4 separate regions of the Homo sapiens genome follow, and all the other regions are linked to region 3. A link is a loop called in an ENCODE intact Hi-C map of the cell type or tissue named here. Cell type or tissue: CD4-positive, alpha-beta T cell. All regions are shown on one strand.

Region 1 (5,000 bases), 350 kb before region 3:
CCAGCCTGGGCAGCAGAGCGAGACTCTCACAAAAAAAAAAAAAAAAGAAGAAGAAGAAGAAGAAGAAGTAAGGACACACCTGTCTTTAGCCGGTCTTTAGTTTGTTTTAAAACAATTGCTTAAAATTAGTAATTACCAGGATAGTTAGTAACACTCATCGCAGTGAAGCAAATCATGCCCAGTGTGAAGCAAAGATATGGCCAGGCTCTCTCTTTCCTTCTTCAGTGAAGGCAGAAAACTAAAGAAAGCCTTGCTACTAAGGGATAGGGGCTGTGTCTGTGTCGTGCTCAGAATCACTCTCAGTGTCTGCTCTAAAGGCTGATGACAACCAATTTAAATCAAGTTCAAGTCCCCTTCAGCCTTAGAAGAAATAGCTCCTCAAGTTATTGAAAGAGCCCAGAATTCCTTGCAACTCATTCTTTATTATAGAATTATGAGTTCTAGAGTTTGTAGATTTTCTTTTTGTACTACATGAAGCGCATTACAAGAAAGTATCTTGTAGCTTTCATTTTGGGAGAAAATAGATGTAGTCCTCAGAGGTATTCTGAATCCATTCTTGTCACTCACAGAAGTTTCTTCACAGGAGATCTCCATGACTCTTTACGTTTCAAGGTATTAATTTTACTTGGAGCATTGTTTGTCCCACCCAAAGAGTTTTACGTTAAAATACATTATTTTATTTATTTAGAGAGAGGATCTCACTTTGTCACCAAGGCTGGAGTGCAGTGGCACAGTCATGGCTCACTGCAGCCTCAACTTCCTGGGCTCAAGTGATTCTCTTGCCTCAGCCTCTCAAATAGCTGGGACTACAGGCACAGAACCATGCCTCGCTAATCTTATTTCTTGTAGAGATGAGGTCTCATTATATTGCCCAGGCTGGTCTCAAACTCCTGGGCTCAAGTGATCCTCCCACCCTGGCCTTCCAAAATGTTGAGATCACAAGTGTGAGCCACTGCGCTGGCCTAAAATACAGTTTAATAGAGTTTTTCCTAACAAGCACCATTGGCCGCAACTGAAGTCAGCATTTTAACATTGTCACGTGACAGTCAGTTCTAGCTTTGATATAAAAGTCCTAAAGTGTACTCTTAGCATCACTTTCCAGAAAAAAAAAAAAAAACCCACTGCCGTGCTGCAAGGGACCATTGACAGAAATGGTGATTACAGTGCCTGTCCCTACAGGTCTGTCAGCAAGATAAAATAAGAAAATCTGAGAGAAGTTGCCTGGCATGGTGTCAGTACTCTTGGCATACCAGCAAAAATATGTAGCGAAACTCAGGGCCCATCCCAGCCTGCTTCTCCCAAAAACCTCTAAATGGAATAATCTTTAGTTCTGTGTCAAATTCCTATTTTTCTTCCTCCTTCTTTATACAGTATCTTAAGGGAAATACTACAAAATGTCGCAGAAGGTGCTGGATGGATATCTAAAGTTCAAAAAGGAAGAGAACCACACGAGCTGGAGATTCAGGAAGCATCAGTAGAAGTCAATGGCCATTAATAAAAACATTTTTTATTAAAATATTGAATCTGAATAGAAACCTCCTGTACTTCATTTCTTAAATCCCTTGAGGGTAGTAACTGCATCTTCTCCATTGATATAGCCCCTGCCAAGCACAGTGCCTGAAGGCAGGTCCACAGACATTGGCTGAATAAACGAGTGCTCTGTTCCCAGTCCGTACTTTCTCTGTGTCATAAAAAAGCTGACATGTCTGTGCTGCATTTGAGGATGACACTGGATTTCCACATTGCCTTTTCGCCTCAGAGCTTATATTACTTCCTATCAAGTTATCTCTCTGCCCCTCATCGCATCCCAGTGAGAAAGCAGAAAATCCTAGAAAGTCATTTTCCTTACTGTTCCGGTGGTGGCTCTTCACGCTTACAGAACGTTAGGTACACTGGGAACATCACCTAGAGGGACACTGACATCACCTCATCATAACATATGTCTCTGACAACTGTCAGGAGATATTCCAAGTAAATGAAAAGACACCGTGAATGCCACTTAGGGGTTCTACACAGGGAACTATTAGTGACAAAAGCCTATTTATTCTCTTTGAGATGGTATGCTGGTGACCTCTAGTGGCAAAATTGGTTCAAAATCAGCTTCTATTTCCCACAAAATTTACTTCTTTATTAATTCATACTTTAATTTTATCCTTTAGTAACATTCTCTACTTGTGGAATGTTCTTAATTATGCACAATGATTTGTGTCTGTTCATATCCAAGTAGCACAATTTTGGCATTTCACGAAATCACAGAACTGTTGAGCTGAAATAGTTCTCAAGGGACCTGTCAGTCTTATTTCATTATACCTGGAAAATGAGACCCAGAGGAGTCAAGTGGCTTGCCTGAAGCCTCACCACAAGGGGGCGACAAAAAGTCTTCTGACTCTAGCACACTGCCTGCCTGGTAGTAGAACCCAAGCGACTAAAGAAAAAATGGGATCTTGTTTAGAGTTCCATGCGGAGGAAGAGCATGTATGCTGTCCTATCCCTCACTATTGTATCCTGGGTGTGTGAGGAGCCTTTAATTCACAGGTCTTTAGAGAGAGTACAAAGCATCTGAAGGACCATCCCTGAGGAGCCTCACTCATATCTGCATGGGCATCTTTAGATCCCACGTCTCCAGCCTGAGTCTGATGTCATATTGAATGAGACTTCTGGGGCGTCTTGAGAGAGTAAATGTATTTTGCATTTGGAAGGATGTAAATTTAGAAGGATATAAATAATCTGTGTCCAGAGGACCAGCTGTGGTGATTTTTTAAATGGTCACAAATCCCTTGACATGCCCTCACAGACATCCTCTCCTACGTTCCTTCCCCTTGAAGCTGAACAGGCTTGGGACTGCTTCCACCCAGAGAGTGTAATGGAAGTGACGCTGTGTGACTTCTAAGAATCAATCATAAAAAGTACACACAACCTTCCTTGTTGGTCTTAGAACATTTACTCTAGGGAAAACTAGCCACCAAGAAGAAATACAATTCCCCCCAAACCACTATACTGAAGAGACCATATGTAGGTGCTCAAAATGACAGCTCCAGCTCAGCTCCCAGCCAGCAGCCAGCTTCCACCGTGGCTGTGTGAGTGAGCCACCTTGGATACACAGCCTGTCTAACTTCAGATGACCGCAGCCCCCACCCACATCTGACTGTAGCTGCAGGAGAGACCCCTAAGGGAGAACTGCTCAGCTAAGCCCTTCCTGAATCACTCAGCCACAAAATAGTGAGCAAAATGAAACGCTGTCGCTCTACAACACAAACTTGTGGGTAAATTGTTACACAGCCATAATATACAGAACAAATAGTTTCTTAAAGACATTTCTCTCATTCTGTAACAAACACTGAATGAAAATGCAAAATATGTTATATACATGTTAAATCCTGGTGGAATTGCACTTAATCTGTTCAACTTTCATAAATCAAAGAGTTCTTGGTCCAAATGAATAGGTATTCTAGGTGACAGAAATATAAGTTCTTCCTCTTTCTTGAAATGGTGATTCCATTTAATAGAATGGTGATTAAAATGGAATGGTGATTCTATTTTAAGAAGGCTAAGTAAATTTTATGCAGTTTTCCAAAGGGAATTTTCTATTTCAGAATCCTAGCCTTTCTCAACCAGGTTTCCCCAAATGAACCACAAAACACAGAAAAGGATTTGAGTGACTACTTTCTGAATTCTCCCAAGGGTGTTGTATAACTAGTACCTTTCTAGATGCAATGAAAGAATTTAATTCAATGCATACAATGAACACCTTAGGAAGGCTTAGTTCCCTCTCAGAACCCAGGCTGAGAAGGCTGGCAGGCACTATAGGCTAACTCAGCCATACAGTAGCCTTATCAACAGGAAACTGAAGTTTAGAGAGGTTAAATAATTTGCCCAATGTTACCACAGCTAGCTGAGCAAGGATTTGATTGCAGGGACTTCAACTCTAGAGCTTGGAAACTTAGTCATTACTCAGTGTTTCTAAGAAAAATACTCCATAAATGGGTAATAAACAAGGGAAATGTTAGCTCTTAGCAGCAATGTTTGTATGTGAACAGTTAATGGACTTAGCAGCAATGATCGTAACTATCTGGTAATGCAAATTACAAGTGCGTAAACTCAAAGTTATCTGAGCCAAAGATTTCTTTTTCCTTTTACTTAAAATAATAAAGGTAAAACTTTTTAAAAAAGTATTCAACTCAGGTGTTGCTTTATCTCCAAACCTGTAAGCCATCAATACAATAGGGAGTGTGAATCAGGGGAAGGACAGAAGAGTGGAGTGCAAAGGTCAGGCCCTGAGACCAGGGCGAGAAAGCAAAGGGATTAGGAGTGCATAGGCGTTAGAGAGAGAGAAAGGAAGGGAAGGAAGACAGAACACAGCAATGGAAAGGAGACATACACCACAGAAAGCACTCAAGAGAGGATCAGAGGCAAGATTACAACAAAGGACACAGTGGATAAAACATTTGTTGAGGGAATGAGGAAAAGGGGAGAAAGAGAAGATGTGGGGTATAACGAATTAAAGATGCTACTATTCGTCATTCTTTATTAGAATGACGAAAATAATACCAACTACGATGGGTTAGGAAAAGTAGTATAGTGAGATGGCAAAGGCAGCTCTGATCTGTCTCACCATTTTGACAAAGTGGCATATCTGATATGTAGAATTTAAGGTCATAATCCTAATGTGAGTCCTGGCTTTGAGATCCAAGTGAAAATACCAATGTTTGGTTTATAAACACCTTATCTCCTTAGGGAAATTAAGGTTAACAACTTCAGGAGCCCAGCCACATGGCAATAGGAACATGCATTGTCTACACCCACTTCCATCCAGTGGCATTCACTGCAGGAGGTGCCAGGCTGAGAGTCAAATCAGATACACGGAACTGACAGCTGGGTATGTAATGGGTGAATGGATAAAGGAATATTCCACTTTTCCTTGTTGAATGCCCTTCCCTATCTCTACTGGTGAAAAATTTGAAGACAAATTTACTGGAGAAGAAATGAAGTGAATATAAGTG
Region 2 (5,000 bases), 360 kb after region 3:
GGGTTCATCATTTGGCTCCAGTGATACCACCCCATGCCCTGCAAGTGTGGCACTTCAGACAGGAGCCAGGGACACCAGGAGTATGGCTGGTGGCCCTTAGGTGGCAGGATTGCAGAGGCCCCACCGGAAGTCAGCTGGCCACAGCAGAGCCAAGGTAGAGTGCATGATTGAAAATTCAGGAGACAGGATGAGCTCCAGAAAATTGGGCGCTGCACTGGACGTGCCTGATAAAGCAAAGAGGGAGAGAAAAGAGGAGTTAAGGATTTCCACATTTCTGGTTTCTGAACAGCTAGATACATTAATGATGGGGCAATTTACTGCCACAGAATTTAGACCAAAGGAGGGGGCTAGGTTTGAAGTGCCTGTGAGTCCATTAGAAATGACAAGAAGTGGGAGCCCAGGTCACCAAAGATGGTCAAGGTCATTGATCTTGAGACCACAGGGCCCCAAGAAGGCTTAAGGGTCTGTCCCTGATTCTTGTTTCCTGTGTGAGAAATATTTTGCAGGTGTCAGGCTGGGACTCTTGACCAGCTGAATTACGTATTTCCAGAACAGGGTGTTAAAGAAGACAGAAGCGACCCCAGGAAAAAGCGTGGCTTCCACAAGAGCTGCCATATACAAACAAGCATGCCCCACAACGCTGGCAGGAGAGATATCATCAGATTTATTTATTTATTTATTTATTTATTTATTTATTTATTTATTTATTATTTGAGACAGGGTCTTGCTCCATTGCCCAGACTGGAGTGCAGTGGCAAGATCTCTCTTGGCCCATCAGATATATATTTTTTAAAAACTGGGAGGAGAAGTGCAGGCGCAGTGGCTCACGCCTGTAATCCCAGCACTTTGGGAGACCAAGGCATGTAGATCACAAGGTCAGGAGTTCAAGACCAGCCTGGCCAATATGGTGAAACCCCGTCCGTACTAAAAATAAAAAAATTAGCTGGGCGTGGTGGCAGGCACCTGTAGTCTCAGCTACTCAGGAGGCTGAGGCAGGAGAATCGCTTGAACCCAGGAGGCGGAGGTTGCAGTGAGTTGACAGTGTACCACTGCACTCCAGCATGGGCGACAGACCAAGATTCTGTCTTAAAAAACAAAACAAAACAAAACAAAAAACTGGGAGGGGAAAATATTTTTTTATTTTCTAATATGTTAGAACCCTTTCTCAATGTGTAACTCTCCTCATTCTTCTCCCTCTCATCTTTAACCAAAATTGTAAATGTTCTACATGTGCATCATGTTAGTCTATCAGGTGTTATTTAGATAATTGGTGCCTTTGACTTACATTCTTGTAAACGTTGCTTTAGTTCATAAACTCATAATATTCCCAGACCTGAAGCCTGTCTTAAAATTGATAATGTAAATCATCTAGGTCTGAATGCCTAAAGTGATGGGGAGCTCACCACCTCTTGTTTCTGGTCATAGGTAGGTGAGATCCCTTCTGCAGCAAGAAGTCAGGGGCAGGCCTGTGACACTAGCTCTGATTCCTGCAAATGACCAAATGAGGGGCAGGGCCTGGTGGTCTCCCAGTCCCAGCTGAGGCTCCCATGACCTGCACCCTCCTGCCCTCCCAACTCTCAGGTTCTCCCAACAGCCCTCCCCCAGCTAATTTCATAAAAGGCACTAAAAACTTTTGATCAGTCACAAAATCATGGGAAGAGAAAGAAATACAAGAAGAGAGAAAGAAGGGAAAGTGGCGTGAATCATTAACAAAGGCACCACATCCCTGATACTGTACTGTTCTGGGTGCTTTTTTCTCAATGAATTCTCACAAAATCCTGTTGGTATTAGTGATTCATATTTCTTACATATAGAAACTGAGTCGCAAAGAGGTTATTACTTAACTTGCCCAAGATCGTACAGCTAATAAGATGCAGAGATAGAGTCCACTTTTGACTCCAGTCCAGTGCTCTTTGCACTATTGCTTTCTTCCCAGGAGTCATTGTATCCACTCCTCTTAAAGAAAGGAAGGCGTTAAGTTTGGGATAGACTGTGTATGCACAAGAACCACTGTACCTCTCCCTGAACGCCACCAGATGGCGCAGTGGAAGGCTAAAATCCTGTTGCTTTTTATCAGTTCACTTGGCGAGACAGGCGTGGGGGAGGCCAGCTGCAGGGAGAATGTCAAAACAGAGTTCTATTTAGGAAAATGAAGCCTTCTGCCTGCCCCGTCTCCCACCGGGATCCTTGGATGGCTCTCGGCAGACTATAAATGAATTCGCTTCTTTCTTCCTTCCCCATCCTACTGCTAACCCACATCTCTGATTCTATTTTCTCTCCATCTCTGACACAAGGGCACTAGTTCCACCCACATCAGAGAATAGTGTGTCCTGAAGACAGAGAGGAGCAGGCAAGATGGGTGGTAGGGAGAATCAAGACCTGCAGTTCCCTGTAGCAACTGGAGGGGCATTTCCCAGACATATCCCTTCCTGCCTGCTTACCCAACACGCACACACACACACACACACACACCATAACACAGACATGCACAACACACACATATCATAACACACACACATCTCATAACACCATAACATGCACATATCATAACATACACATACACATGAACATGCACACAACACACAAGTGCTAATCTAAGGGCCCTGTCTTAGCCTGATGTGGCTGCCATAATAAAGTACCACACACTATGTGGCTTAAACCAGCTTGAGGGAGACCAGCTGCAGGGAGAACGTCAAAAAAGAGTGCTATTTAGGAAAATGAAGCCTTCTATTTTCTCAGAGATCTATTTTCTCACAGTTCTGGAAGCTGTAAGTCCAAGATCAAGGTGTGGATAGGTTTTGTTTCTTCCGATACCTCTCTCCTGGGCTTGCAGATAGCTGCCTTCTCACTGTGTCCTCACAGGGTCTTTTCTATGTGCACCCTGGTGTCTCTCTGTGTGTCCTAATCTCCTTTTCGGACACCAGTCAGATTGCATTAGAGCCCATCCTAACAGCCTTATTTTAACTTCATCACCACAACCCCACCACCTTTTTTTTTTACTTTAAAGACAGGGCATCACTCTGTTGCCCAGGCTGGAGTGCAGTGGCGTGAACATGGCTCACTGCAGACTCAACCTCCCGGGCTCAAGTGATCCTCTCACCTCAGCCTCCGGAGTTGCTGGGACTACAGGTGTGTGCCACCACGCCCACCTAATTTTTAAATTTTTTCTAGAGACAGGGGTCTCCCTATGTTGCCCAGGCTGACCTCGAACTCTTGGCCTAGAGCAATCCTCCCACCTCAGCCTCCCAAATTGCTGGGATTTCAGGCATAAGTCACTGCACCCAGCCTATCACCCGGCCTATCACGTGGCCTGTCTCCAAATACAGTCATATTCTGAGGTACTGGGAGCTAGGGCTTCAACATATGACTTTGGAAGTGGGAGGATACAACTCAGTCCATAACAGGACCGAATCACTTATTTTATTTTATTTTAATTCTGAGTAGTGGGTGCAACTTTGTGCTTAATAAAGATGTTTGACCCCTAGAGGTCACAGGAGAAGTCCTAGGTTACAATATGCTCACTAACAAATGAAGCTCATCAATTGTGTGACACTAAGGGTAAATATGGCTGAAATGATCCAAGTAATTTTAAGATTAATCTTCCCTCCCAGGAGCCTCACATAGTTACCTGGATAGATCTGGTTTGGAGGTCTCTATTGATGACCAGAACATCACCAGTGTCCACTTCTTTGTGAAAAGCTGTCCTTTCTCTGTTCACTCTCCTTTGGATGTCCTCCAAAGCAGACCATTCCTGGAGTTCATAGAACTCCCTCATTCTCTGAGATTTTTCTAACCTGGAAGATGGTGCTGAGAAGGCGTCCTAGATCTACCTGATATAACCTGGGTGACTGTAGAGGTAGCAGAGTTGTCTTCAGGTTGAAAGTTTAAAGCAGAGGGTCTGTTCAACCCAGAAGTGTCCCAGGCCAGGCTACATGGTGCCTTGTTTAGAAGAAAGTCATATAAAATTAAGAAACCCCAAAGAATGAGGATCACTTGAGGCCAGGAGTTTGTGACCAGCCTGGCCAACGTAGACAGTCCACGTTTTACAAAAAAATAAAATAAAATTTTTGTAACTAGCCAGATGTGGTGGCAGACAACTGCAGTCCCGCTACTTGGGAGGATGAGGCGGGAGGATGAGGCAGGAGGATCACTTGAGCCCAGAAGTTGGAGGCTGCAGTGAGCTGTGATTGCACCACTGCACTTTGCAAGGGTAACAGAGCCAGATCCTGTCTCTAAAAGAAAAGAAATCCCAAAGAATTTGTCCCCTCCCAGAGGGAAAATTATATATATACATATATATAGAGAGAGAGAGAGAGAGAGAGTGTGTGTGCGAAGTGAAATAAATAAAGCAGCTTCTGCTTGATGAGGCCAATAAGGCCTGGGGTCTGGGATCAGGGTTTTCTCGAAGCTGGGCGGTGATCATAAGATCACTTTGATACCTGTGGACCTCCAACACCTGCTATTCCCAAAAACCACTCTGCTATCCCCTTAGATGGCAAACTAGCACTGTCTGCTGACCTAAGTAATTCTCAACCCACTCAATGGGGCAGCTTGCCTTATTTAAGACATATGATTTTTGTACTTGAATAAAGTTAAAGTTACATGAAGCTGAAATGCAGCCACAACTGAGTGCAGGCAATAATTGTGAGTCCAGCCTCCTACAGTTAAGAGTTGCTCTCTTTTGGCCAGGCGTGGTGGCTCACGCCTGTAATCCCAGCACTTTGGGAGGCCGAGGCGGGCGGATCATAAGGTCAGGAGATCGAGACCATCCTGGCTAACATGGTGAAACCCCGCCTCTGCTAAAAATACAAAAAAATTAGCCTGGTGTGGTGGCATGCACCTGTAGTCCCAGCTACTCAGGAGGCTGAGGCAGGAGAATCTCTTGAATGAGGGAGGAGGAGGAGGTTGCAGTGAGCTGAGATGGCGCCACTGCACTCCAGCCTGGCAGAGCGAGACTCCATCTCAAAAAAAAAAAAAAGAGTTGTGCTCCTTTGGGGACA
Region 3 (5,000 bases):
CAGTCTTTCAACAATAACTATTTTAATGATAGACTTTTTTTAGATGCTCTTCATCAATTTGAGGAAGTTTCTCTCCATTTCTAAAAATTAAGAATTTGAAGAGTAAAGAAGTTCGAATATTATAAATCTTATAGTTTATTATTTTTTACCTTAAGAAATTATAGAGCTTCTGTTCTTGCTAGTTAGTTATGTCTTCAGGACTTATGCAAAACAGGGTAACCCAGAGTGATAGACATCCTTTTTATTGATGTTTCATGATTTTAAATTTCATTCTCTTTTTTCTTTGCGTACTTGACTTTGCTTTTCTTTTTCTGACTTTTTTCTTTTAAAAAGTGCATCAGTAGACAATACTTCTGTGTTGTAATTGGTCAGTGGAAGACTTTTAATTCATACTTTAAAATAATGTATGCTTACAGGGAATATATATTTCAAAGAGCTATCTGAAAATTAGTTTCAATTGGAATTCAAACTAATCTTTATTTGATTTGTACTTGCCTCATTTTCACTTTAAATTTTTAATTACTTTTTAAATTTTTTGAATTTTTGAATTTTGAAATACTTTTCAGTTTTAATTTGAATGTGCAACTTTACTTTCTTCTGTAAAATTTAATATTGCCAGACCAACTCACTTGGATGTCTACTTTTATGAAATAATGCCAGCTTTTCCATTCTTCCTATACACATATAATTAGGTCTTTCAGTATTTTAGTCTTTTCAATATCCTAGTGTCCCTAAGGAAGGGAGTGATTGAAGTTTACCACTTCCTATGACGTTAATGCTGAACTTAAACATCTTCAAGGCAAGGTGTGAACACAGAACAAATATATCTTCAAGTTATGAGCAACAGCAACAACAAAAAAACTAATTCACACAGATTTACTCTATTGTAACCTACCACGTCACCCAGCAATATAAAATTGTTTTTGTCATTATATATACTTCTGTATCATCATTTAGACTCTAAGCACCATGAAGGCAGGTATCATTTCTTTTTCATTTACCTCATGTACATGAGGCACTCAATGAATATTTGTCGAATGACTAATTTCTGATGACTGTGTGGTATTCCGTTGTTTGGACACACCATTGTTTAGTTAAGCAGTCCCTTTCTTTTGGACATTTAGGCTGTTCCTAGTTTTTGCAATAATAAACATGTAACTAATCTTTCCAGCCCCTCCCACTTTGATGAGTCTTCTAATTTTAAATTGTGTCTACATTCGGCTTTTGGACATCTATATTTTTTGATCATTTATCGTGCTTTGTCATTTTAATTTCTCTACTCTCTGGTTGGTTGGATATTTATGTCAAGCTGCTTAACAAATGAGCATATGGCATTGCTTTACTGCTTTACTACAGTGTTGGGAAGTCAGAATAGTGTTAGATGATGAGCCCTTTAGAAGAATTTAGAAAGAAGTTGACTAGAAAAGATGTAAAAGTTGTGAAATATATAAGGCCAATTTAGGAGATCACAGAAAGATGGTTCCACATTGTGGAGCATCTGTAATGTTGCTCCTGCAGCGATTGGCTTTGCCCATACCACTGAAAGAAGCCTCATCCCATTCTCAAGTGCTTTCAGAACAGCTGAAAGTGTAATGGGATCCACACCGCATTCCTATCAGAAGGTCCAAAGAATCTCAGCACCATCATTTATATACCTTTGCTGAGTATCTGTTATGGTCCAGAAAGGTTCTCTATTGGGGACTGTGGAGAGGCACCTAGGTACCCAAAACACAGTGCTTGTCCTCAAGTAATGAAGGAATTTACACTGGGGATGGGGAAGTAAGACTGAAGCCCTATGGCATTATGGTCAGAGCTCATGCTCCAGAAATGGACACACTTGGATTGGAATCAGGCTTTTTCTTGGTTGTATGACTTTGAGCAAGTAATCTAATTTCCATAAAGCTCAGTTTATTCATCTAGAAAATGGAAATAATAGTGTCAAAGGTTATTTTGAAGAATACATGGAAAAATGCATTTAAGACTCTTAGAAAAAAGTTTGGCATGAGGTAGGTGTATATTTTTTCTTGAAAAAGAAAAACGGGCACAAAAGACAGTGTGGTATCATGTCAGAGATAACATAGGATTTGCGGTAACAGAGACTACTTAATGGCTAGTGAGAGTGAGGAGGATGTTATGGAAAAATGTAGAAAATCACTTGCATCTTAAAGAACAGTTAGGATTGCAGGTGGCTGAGGGAAAAGTAAGGAAGATATTCCAGAGGAAGAAACGGCATATGCATAGGCAAGGGGAAGAATGCAGGCTGTGTTCATGGACTGTAGGGAGACAAGATGGCAAGGGTGAAGGCGGACTGAGATGCGTGCGTGCCCCTGATGAGCTAATCATTTGACTCCTTAAATATTTGACATTTTCTAGTGGAAGAGTAAAGGAAAGAATGGTTTTCTATTAATAAAATAGGTATACCCAAATAGTTCTTTCTTTATTTTCAAAATAAGATGTCTGTTATATGCTGGGAATGCAACATGACATTTTAACCTATTTGGACTTGTCTTTCATTTTTTAAAAAGCACTCATAATTGGATATGATTAGTCATACGCACCACGGATAGAGGTCATTTCCGTGGATACCGGCACTTGATCTCTTTGCTCAGGGTATATTGTGTGCTTTTATGGGAATGGCTCTTGTTTACATTTTACCAATGAGTAAGGAGTTTGAGGGTAGAAACCTGAGTTAACCGGCGCTGTATTTCTAATTGATTAGTGGTGTTTCAGTGCCCCCTATGGGATGGTGCCAGGGCAGTTGTCTCATTGGATATCTGCATAATTAGACTCAGGATGAAGGAGAGGAATAGAACCTAGACCTCAAGAGGTGGTTAGGGCCAGATCCTGGGGAAACTTGACTGGCTGGGTAAAAAGGTACAGATTTTAAATTATTAAGCAAAGCGGTCTATAGAAAGGCTGTTAAACAAATGCCCAAGATGGAACTTAGGAACATTTTATTTGGTGGTGAAGTTCATGAGACAATGAAGACAGGAAGCTGATGTGGTGGTCACTTTAGAAATACAAGTGTGAAGTCCTAAGTGCTGGCCTTGGACAGGAGTAAAGTGAATGGGAGGAAACTGAGAACTGTAGGCAAGAGGAAGAAAGAACTGATGAACTGGACGACTGATTGCATACAGGAGGCTGGGAAGAGGGAGCATGCTGAGACAACAGAGATCTTGAGTCTCGTTGACCTTCCAGGTATGTCTGTCACCTACAGCCTATAACACTCATAATTTATGTCCTCTGACACATAAAATATAACAGGTTATTTTCTACCTCGTAGAAACCAAACCAAAGCTTAAATTTCACAAGCAAAACTTGTTTTTCACTCTATACAACATTAATTCTTTTATCTTCTTTTTCTCATTGAATAGCTCCAAAATAAAATTTTTTGGGTTGCCAAACTTATAAGAATTCCCTGTTTTTCAAAACTTTCTATTTTAAGACCCCTTCCTTGCAATAAAATATGGCTGATTGAAGAGGCATTACATAATAGGTAATTGCCTAAAACATCTGTAGACTTTTTTTTTTTTTGAGATTTAGATCACTTCTGTAATGTATGATAAAAATGAACTTAGACTTACTAATTTGGAACTTTTAATAATTTAGGCAGGAAGAAATTTCCATTGTAATTCTCCATAAAAAAGTTTTTCCTCCCTTTTCACCTTTTTTCAGTGGTGGAATGTTTAAAGTGGATTAAATATGAGAATGAATCATTAATTGCATTTTAGAAAAGTGCTTAGTATACTAAAAACACCTGTCCTCTGCATATACAGAAACTGCAGTGCACAAACAGGCAGAGAGGTTAGATGTATTTAGCCAAACCTGAAGCAATAGTAAAAATCATTAAGGCCATTAGTTCACCTGAACCACTCCTCAACCTCCCATAAAAACAAGAAAACGGCCGGGCGCGGTGGCTCACGCCTGTAATCCCAGCACTTTGGGAGGCCGAGGCGGGTGGATCATGAGGTCAGGAGATCGAGACCATCCTGGCTAACAAGGTGAAACCCCGTCTCTACTAAAAATACAAAAAATTAGCCGGGCGCGGTGGCGGGCGCCTGTAGTCCCAGCTACTCGGGAGGCTGAGGCAGGAGAATGGCGTGAACCCGGGAAGCGGAGCTTGCAGTGAGCCGAGATTGCGCCACTGCAGTCCGCAGTCCGGCCTGGGCGACAGAGGGAGACTCCGTCTCAAAAAAAAAAAAACAAAACAAGAAAACCTTGAGTAAAACCAATCAATGTCTTTTCTCTGTTTGGTAAAGTCATCAAAGTAAAGTTTTTTGGGTCTGTTTGTCATATATATATATATATATATGCACACTTTATATATATAACAAAATATATATTTGTCAGATATGTATAAATATATATGACATATATGTCATATATATAAATATATATGACATATGTGTATATATATATATATACACACACACTTTTTTTTTTTTTTCGAGACAGAGTCTAGCCCTGTCGCCCAGGCTAGAGTGCAAGCAGTGCAATCTTGGATCACTGCTACCTCCGCCTCCTGGGTTCAAGCAATTCTCCTGCCTCAGCCTCCCAAGTTAACCAGGATTACAGGCACTTGCCACCATGCCCAGCTACTTTTTGAATAGAGACGGGGTTTCACCATGTTGGCCAGGCTGGTCTTGAACTCCTGACCTCAAGTGATCTGCCTGCCTCGGCCTCCCAAGGTGCTGGGATTACAGGCTTGAGCCACTGCGGCTGGCCTCATGTATATTGTTTAATGGGATCATTATGTCATTCATTTCCCTTAATTCAAGTTAGAAATAGCTTGATATTTTTATCAAATGCACCCCGTTTCAAAATATTTTGGCATTTTTTTTGTTTTCACTGATCTTAAAGGATTTTTCCTAACATGAGCAGACCTTATGAAACTGTTGTAAGTATATGAACATACTCAACAAAATAAGTTCAAGTAGACATCTTAAAAACGTATTACTGGGCAACACTTATTGACTTATTTCTAGTTAGCAATGCACTTA
Region 4 (5,000 bases), 310 kb before region 3:
TACAGATTTCCTGTGATTATAAGCTAAGTAGATACAGGACATTTTTGGGAGCAGTAGGTTGGGAGATGCCAAGGAAGGGATAGCCAGGGTGGCAGTGACAGTCTTGTAGACATGTGTCAGATGGAATCACTCTTGATAGGCAAAAGGCTTTAAAAAATGTTTAACTGGGTATAACATACATACAATAAAGTGTGCAAATTATAAGAGTACAGATACGTAATATGTATCCAACACCCAGATCAAAACCATTTCCAGAACTTCAGGGTAAGAATTTTTTTAGTTGGTTTTGCTTATTAGCATTCAGGTCAATTTTGAAGCAGAAAAAACAACTTGTAATTACAGGATTGCAGCCAGTAGTGTACCCAAATGAACTGTGAGGAATAATTTGTTAAATGCATTGAGGTGAAAAAATGTTGGGCACAGAGGTCGACTCGAAGGTGGCACACAGAAATTATTATCCTACACTCTGAGGTGAAAATTACTCATTTTTGTCCCTTGCTTGGTTGTGTTCATCAATTTGCTCTTTTTTGAACAATTTTCCAATTCTATTCCCTTTCTTCAGTTCAAAACACTGAGTGTTGTATGCTCAGGACTGTGGATTCAGAGAGGAATAAGTTGTGGTCCCTGCTCCTCAAGAACTGATAGACCAGTTAGGTTTAAAGCAAAAATAGGAGATGGGTGACTGTAATCCAATGTGTTAAGTGTGTCAGTAAGAAGAGCTAACATGATAGAGCATGTCCTGTGTGCTAAGCTTTCTTCTCAGCATGTTCCCTGCATCTTCCCATTTAAAACTCATTACTGGTGAGGAAGCAGAAGCACGAGGAGTCTGGTGATGTCCCCAAGGACTACGTGGCTGGTGAGTGTGGCTGCCAGGACTTGGCTCACGCATATCCACTTCTCAAGTGTGGCGTTGGAGGCACCTGCTGGCAGGGAGATCTTTGAATATCTTGTCCTTTGAGCTGCCCAACAAGCAGCAATGCTCAACACTACAGAAAAAAAAAACATGCCAAACAGCTTCTTTCCCTGATACAGTCCTAGTCCAGCCCCAAACTTGCCATTTCACAGATTCAAACAAAAGCTGGCTGCATCCTTGTAAAAATTCAAAGGCATGTTTTATTTTCATATGGAATACAGCAAAGTGTTGGATTACTCCAGAGTGAACGCTTGACTATTCATTGTTATAGCATGGATTTCTCCAAATCATAGGTAATCAACATAATTAGTTGTCAAGCATTTCAAACAAAACATTTGTTTTGTTTGAAACAGGGTCTCGCTATGTTATCCAAGCTGCCCTTTACCTCCTGGGATCAAGCCCCAGCCTCCCAAGTAGCTAGGACTACAGCCATGTGCCACTATGTCTGGCTATGTGTCAAGCATGTTTTTAAAAATAATTTCTATTTAAATTGCTTGTTGAATTGTCCACTAATAAGTGATTTTTTTTTTCAGTATTGAAAGCACAGTAGAAAGAATTATTGTAACCTTAGAGAGCTCCATATAGTTCAAAACAGATCAGTTTGATGGTGCAGGATTTTGAAATCCCACCTGAGAGTGGTGTTTGCATCTTCCTCCTATCAGAATTTGCTAAAGCAGGCAAAGACTGAAGACAAAGACAGCAGAGCCTTCCCACATAATCACAGAGTCCTCGCTCTTCGAACAGAGGTAAATTCTGTTCATCAGCAACACTGTGATGGCTTCACACTTAACACTCCTTAGAGGACAAGGGCCAAATTTAACATAAACTAAATTTTGTTTATCACAGGTTAGATGCAGGTGGGAACAGGAAAATCATAACAAGGTCTAGTAGTAGTTTTGATGGTGCTGATGTAGGAAGTGATTTTCAACTTCTTCAAGCCATCCTATACAACATCAAGGTTTGCTGTGAAAATGATGTTTGTGTAATCATTAGAAGAGAGAATAAAGGTGGAAACATTTGAGTTCCAACATTTATCATGGCTGCCCACTTCCAAGACTAGACCACAGGCCTCAGGAGCAGAGTCACATTGTGAGCAGTGATTGAGTTTCACCAATGAATGTTATCAGATTGAGCTTTACTGGGGCTCCAGTTCTTTGTGTCTAATTCATAATTTTGTTATGGTCTCCTAGGTGTATAAGAATTGTAAACACAAGCATTTATATATTTGTATGTTTAAACATATGTTTAAAACAAGATAATAAAAGACTTTAGCATTAGAAGTCCACGGGAGGTTTGTTTTCTCCCTAACAGTGTAGGGGGGGGGGTCTGCCTATAACTCATTTGAGAAATGCTGTACTGTAAAGCGTGGGCCTACAGAGGGAGACAAACACAGGCCTTGCTTTTCAGGAGCTCACATTGACAGAATTCACCACAGTGGACACAAGTGAAGAAATTATAAATGAACTTTTTTGAAGTCATGCCACTATATTTATTGCTGTTTTGTTTTTTTGTTTTGTTTTCTTTTGTTTTAACTCTCTGGCACCTTTAAAAGTTGCTGCTCAGCAAATAACTTTTTTCTGTGTTGCCTATTGGGATCTCCCCCTAAACATCCTCGTTGATTTTTTTTTCAATTTGCATACAGTAAAGTTCACTCTTTGTAGACTACTGTTCTATGGGGTTTGAAAATGCATAGAGCCATGTATCCACCTGCCCAAGTAATGTATAGAACCGTTTCATCATGCTAAAAATTACTTCTCATCCAGTCCCTTTGTAGAAAACCTCTCCCGTTTCCCTCAACCCTGCTAACCACTGAACCACTGACCTGTTTTCTATCCCTATAGTTGTGCCTTTTACACGATGTCATAAAAATGAAATCATATAATATGTAGCCTTTTGGGTCTGGCTTGTTTCACTTACAGAATGCATTTAAGATCCGTGTTGTTGTGTAAATCGATAATGCATTCATTTTTATTGTTGAGCAATAGCCTACTGTACGGATATATCACAGTTCCTTATTCCATTACCTACTGAAGGACATTGCAGCTGTTTCTCGTTTGGAATGACTGTGAATAAAGTTGTTATACACATTTTTATATGAATTTTTGTATGAACATTAGTTTTCAACTCATTTGGATAAATGCCTTGGATTGGGATTTCTGGATCATGTGGTAAGTATATGTTTAACTTTATAAGAAATTTCCAAATTGTCCTCCAACCTGGTTGTGCTATTTAGTATGCTCAACAGCAATGAATGAGAGTTCCTGTTGCTTTGCATCTCACCATACTGCCACGTTTTTCTCTATTCCAGAAATTCTGATAGGTGTGTAGTGCTATCACATTATGGTTTTCATTTACATTTTTCTGATAACAAATGATGCTGAACACCTCTTTTATATTTATTTGCTATTGATATCTTCTTAAAGAAATATCTGTTCAGATATTTTGCCCGTTTGTAAGATTGGGTTGTTTCTTATTACTGAGTTTTAACATGTCATTATATAGAGAGAGACATATTATATATACACTCTGGAAACGAGTCTTTGTCAGATATGTGATTTGCAATTTTTTCCCCAGTCTGTGCCTTGCCTCTGTGCCAGTCTTTTTATTTTCTCAACTGCATCTTTGGCAAAGCAAAGATTTAAATTTTGATAAAGTCAAATTTATCAGTTTTTTTCTTTTATGGATTGTGCTTTTATTGTTGTATCTAACAACCCATTGCCAAACCCAAGATCACACAAATTTTCTATGTTTTCTTTTAGACATTTTATAGTTTTATGTTTTGCATTTAGGTTTATTATCCATTTTTAGTTAATTTTTGTTTAAGGTACAGGGAGATTCATTTTTTGCAAATGGACTATTCTGGCATCATTTTCTGAAAAACTATCCTATGTCCATTGCATTGTCTTGGCACCTTTGTTAAAAATCAGCTGACAATATTTCTGTAGATCTATTTATGAATTCTCTTTTCTGTTCCATTGCTCCATGTGTCTGTCCTTTAGCTTATTCAATACTGTCTTGATTAGTATAGGTTTTGAATAAGTCTTGAAATCCTAGCATGAATCCTCCAACTTTTTTTTTTCTTTTTCAGCATTGCTTTGGCTATTCTAGGTCCTTTGCCTTTCTATATAAGTTTAAAAATTAGCTTGTCATCATCTATAAAAAGCTTACTGGATTTTGATTGGGATTTCATGGAATCTACAGATCAAACTGGGGAGAACTGGCCTCTTAATAATATTAATGCTTCCAAATCATGAACACAGTGTATCTGTCAATGTGTTTAGATTTTTCTTTAATACCTTTCATCAGTGTCATTTTCAACATATAGACCATGCACATGTTTTAATAGACTTATACCTAAGTACTTAACTTTTTCAGTGCAATTGTAAATGATCTTGTTTCTTAATATCAAATGACAACTATTCATTTCTGGAATATAGGAATATGATTGGTTTTTGTATATTGACCTTTTTAAATGTACTTATGAGTTCTCGGAGTGTTTTGTATATTTTTGGAATTGTCTACATTGATAACCATGTCATCTTCAATTAAAGACAGGCTTATCTTTTTCCTTTCAAAGCTGTATGCTATTTATTTGTTTTTCTTGGCTTATTTCACTGGCTATGACTTCCAGTCTGGTGTTGATTGGGGATAGTCAGAGAGGACATCCTCGCTTTATTCCCAGTTTTGGAGGGTAAAACATTCAGTATTTTACTCTTAAGTATGATGCTAGTTGTAGGTATTTCATAGCTTTCCTATATAAAGTTAAAGAAGTTCTCTTCTATTCCTAGTTTTCTGAGACTTTTGTCATGAATGGATGTTGAATTTCATTGATTTTGTTTTTGTTTCTATTGAGATGAATGTATATAATATAATGAATTACATTGATTGATTTTTTAAATGTAAGCCTGATTTTCTTTCCTGGGATCTGCTATAAACCCCAATTGGTTATATACTATTCTTTTAATATATTGCAATGTTTGATTTGCTAATATTTTGTTGAGCATTTTTTGCATTTATTTTCATGACGTATCTTGGGCTATAGTTTTCTTTTCTTGCAATGTGCAAGCTGGTTTGAGTCTTAGGGTAA

What was found. A loop is a pair of places that touch in the nucleus more often than their neighbours do. Peaks named below come from ENCODE experiments on the same cell type or tissue, not always from the same donor. Only the 100,000 strongest peaks of a DNase experiment are listed, where the experiment ranks them.
Region 1: a loop joins it to region 3, with 13 times the contacts of the local background. A loop is called at or near these places in 23 of 110 quality-filtered maps.
Region 2: it touches region 3 in a loop (2.1-fold over the local background); 10 of 110 quality-filtered maps call a loop at or near these places.
Region 4: it touches region 3 in a loop (15-fold over the local background); 50 of 110 quality-filtered maps call a loop at or near these places.

What each region holds. Positions count from the first base shown.
Region 1 is chr4:140,357,346-140,362,345 of GRCh38, reverse strand. All of the region lies in intron 2 of SCOC-AS1 (SCOC antisense RNA 1), which reads left to right. It also overlaps a transcript of SCOC not described here. Among named protein-coding and RNA genes, the nearest start is that of SCOC-AS1, 14 kb to the left of the region's middle. In CD4-positive, alpha-beta T cell, CTCF peaks have their summits at 1,959 and 2,163; DNase peaks (open chromatin) are centred at 2,075 and 2,345.
Region 2 is chr4:139,648,819-139,653,818 of GRCh38, reverse strand. No RefSeq gene overlaps it. Among named protein-coding and RNA genes, the nearest start is that of MGST2, 14 kb to the left of the region's middle. RefSeq lists a silencer at 1,970-2,264. In CD4-positive, alpha-beta T cell, a CTCF peak has its summit at 2,042 (motif pointing right); a DNase peak (open chromatin) is centred at 2,058; H3K27me3 peaks cover 317 bases.
Region 3 is chr4:140,010,546-140,015,545 of GRCh38, reverse strand. All of the region lies in intron 1 of MAML3 (mastermind like transcriptional coactivator 3), which reads left to right. LOC124900783 (a long non-coding RNA gene) reads right to left here and starts at 3,911. Exons shown (of 3, transcript XR_007058278.1): 1 at 1-3,911. In CD4-positive, alpha-beta T cell, CTCF peaks have their summits at 2,533 and 2,739 (motif pointing left); a DNase peak (open chromatin) is centred at 2,735.
Region 4 is chr4:140,323,882-140,328,881 of GRCh38, reverse strand. All of the region lies in intron 2 of SCOC-AS1 (SCOC antisense RNA 1), which reads left to right. It also overlaps a transcript of SCOC not described here. Among named protein-coding and RNA genes, the nearest start is that of SCOC-AS1, 47 kb to the left of the region's middle. In CD4-positive, alpha-beta T cell, no CTCF peak of the experiment used is centred here; no DNase peak of the experiment used is centred here.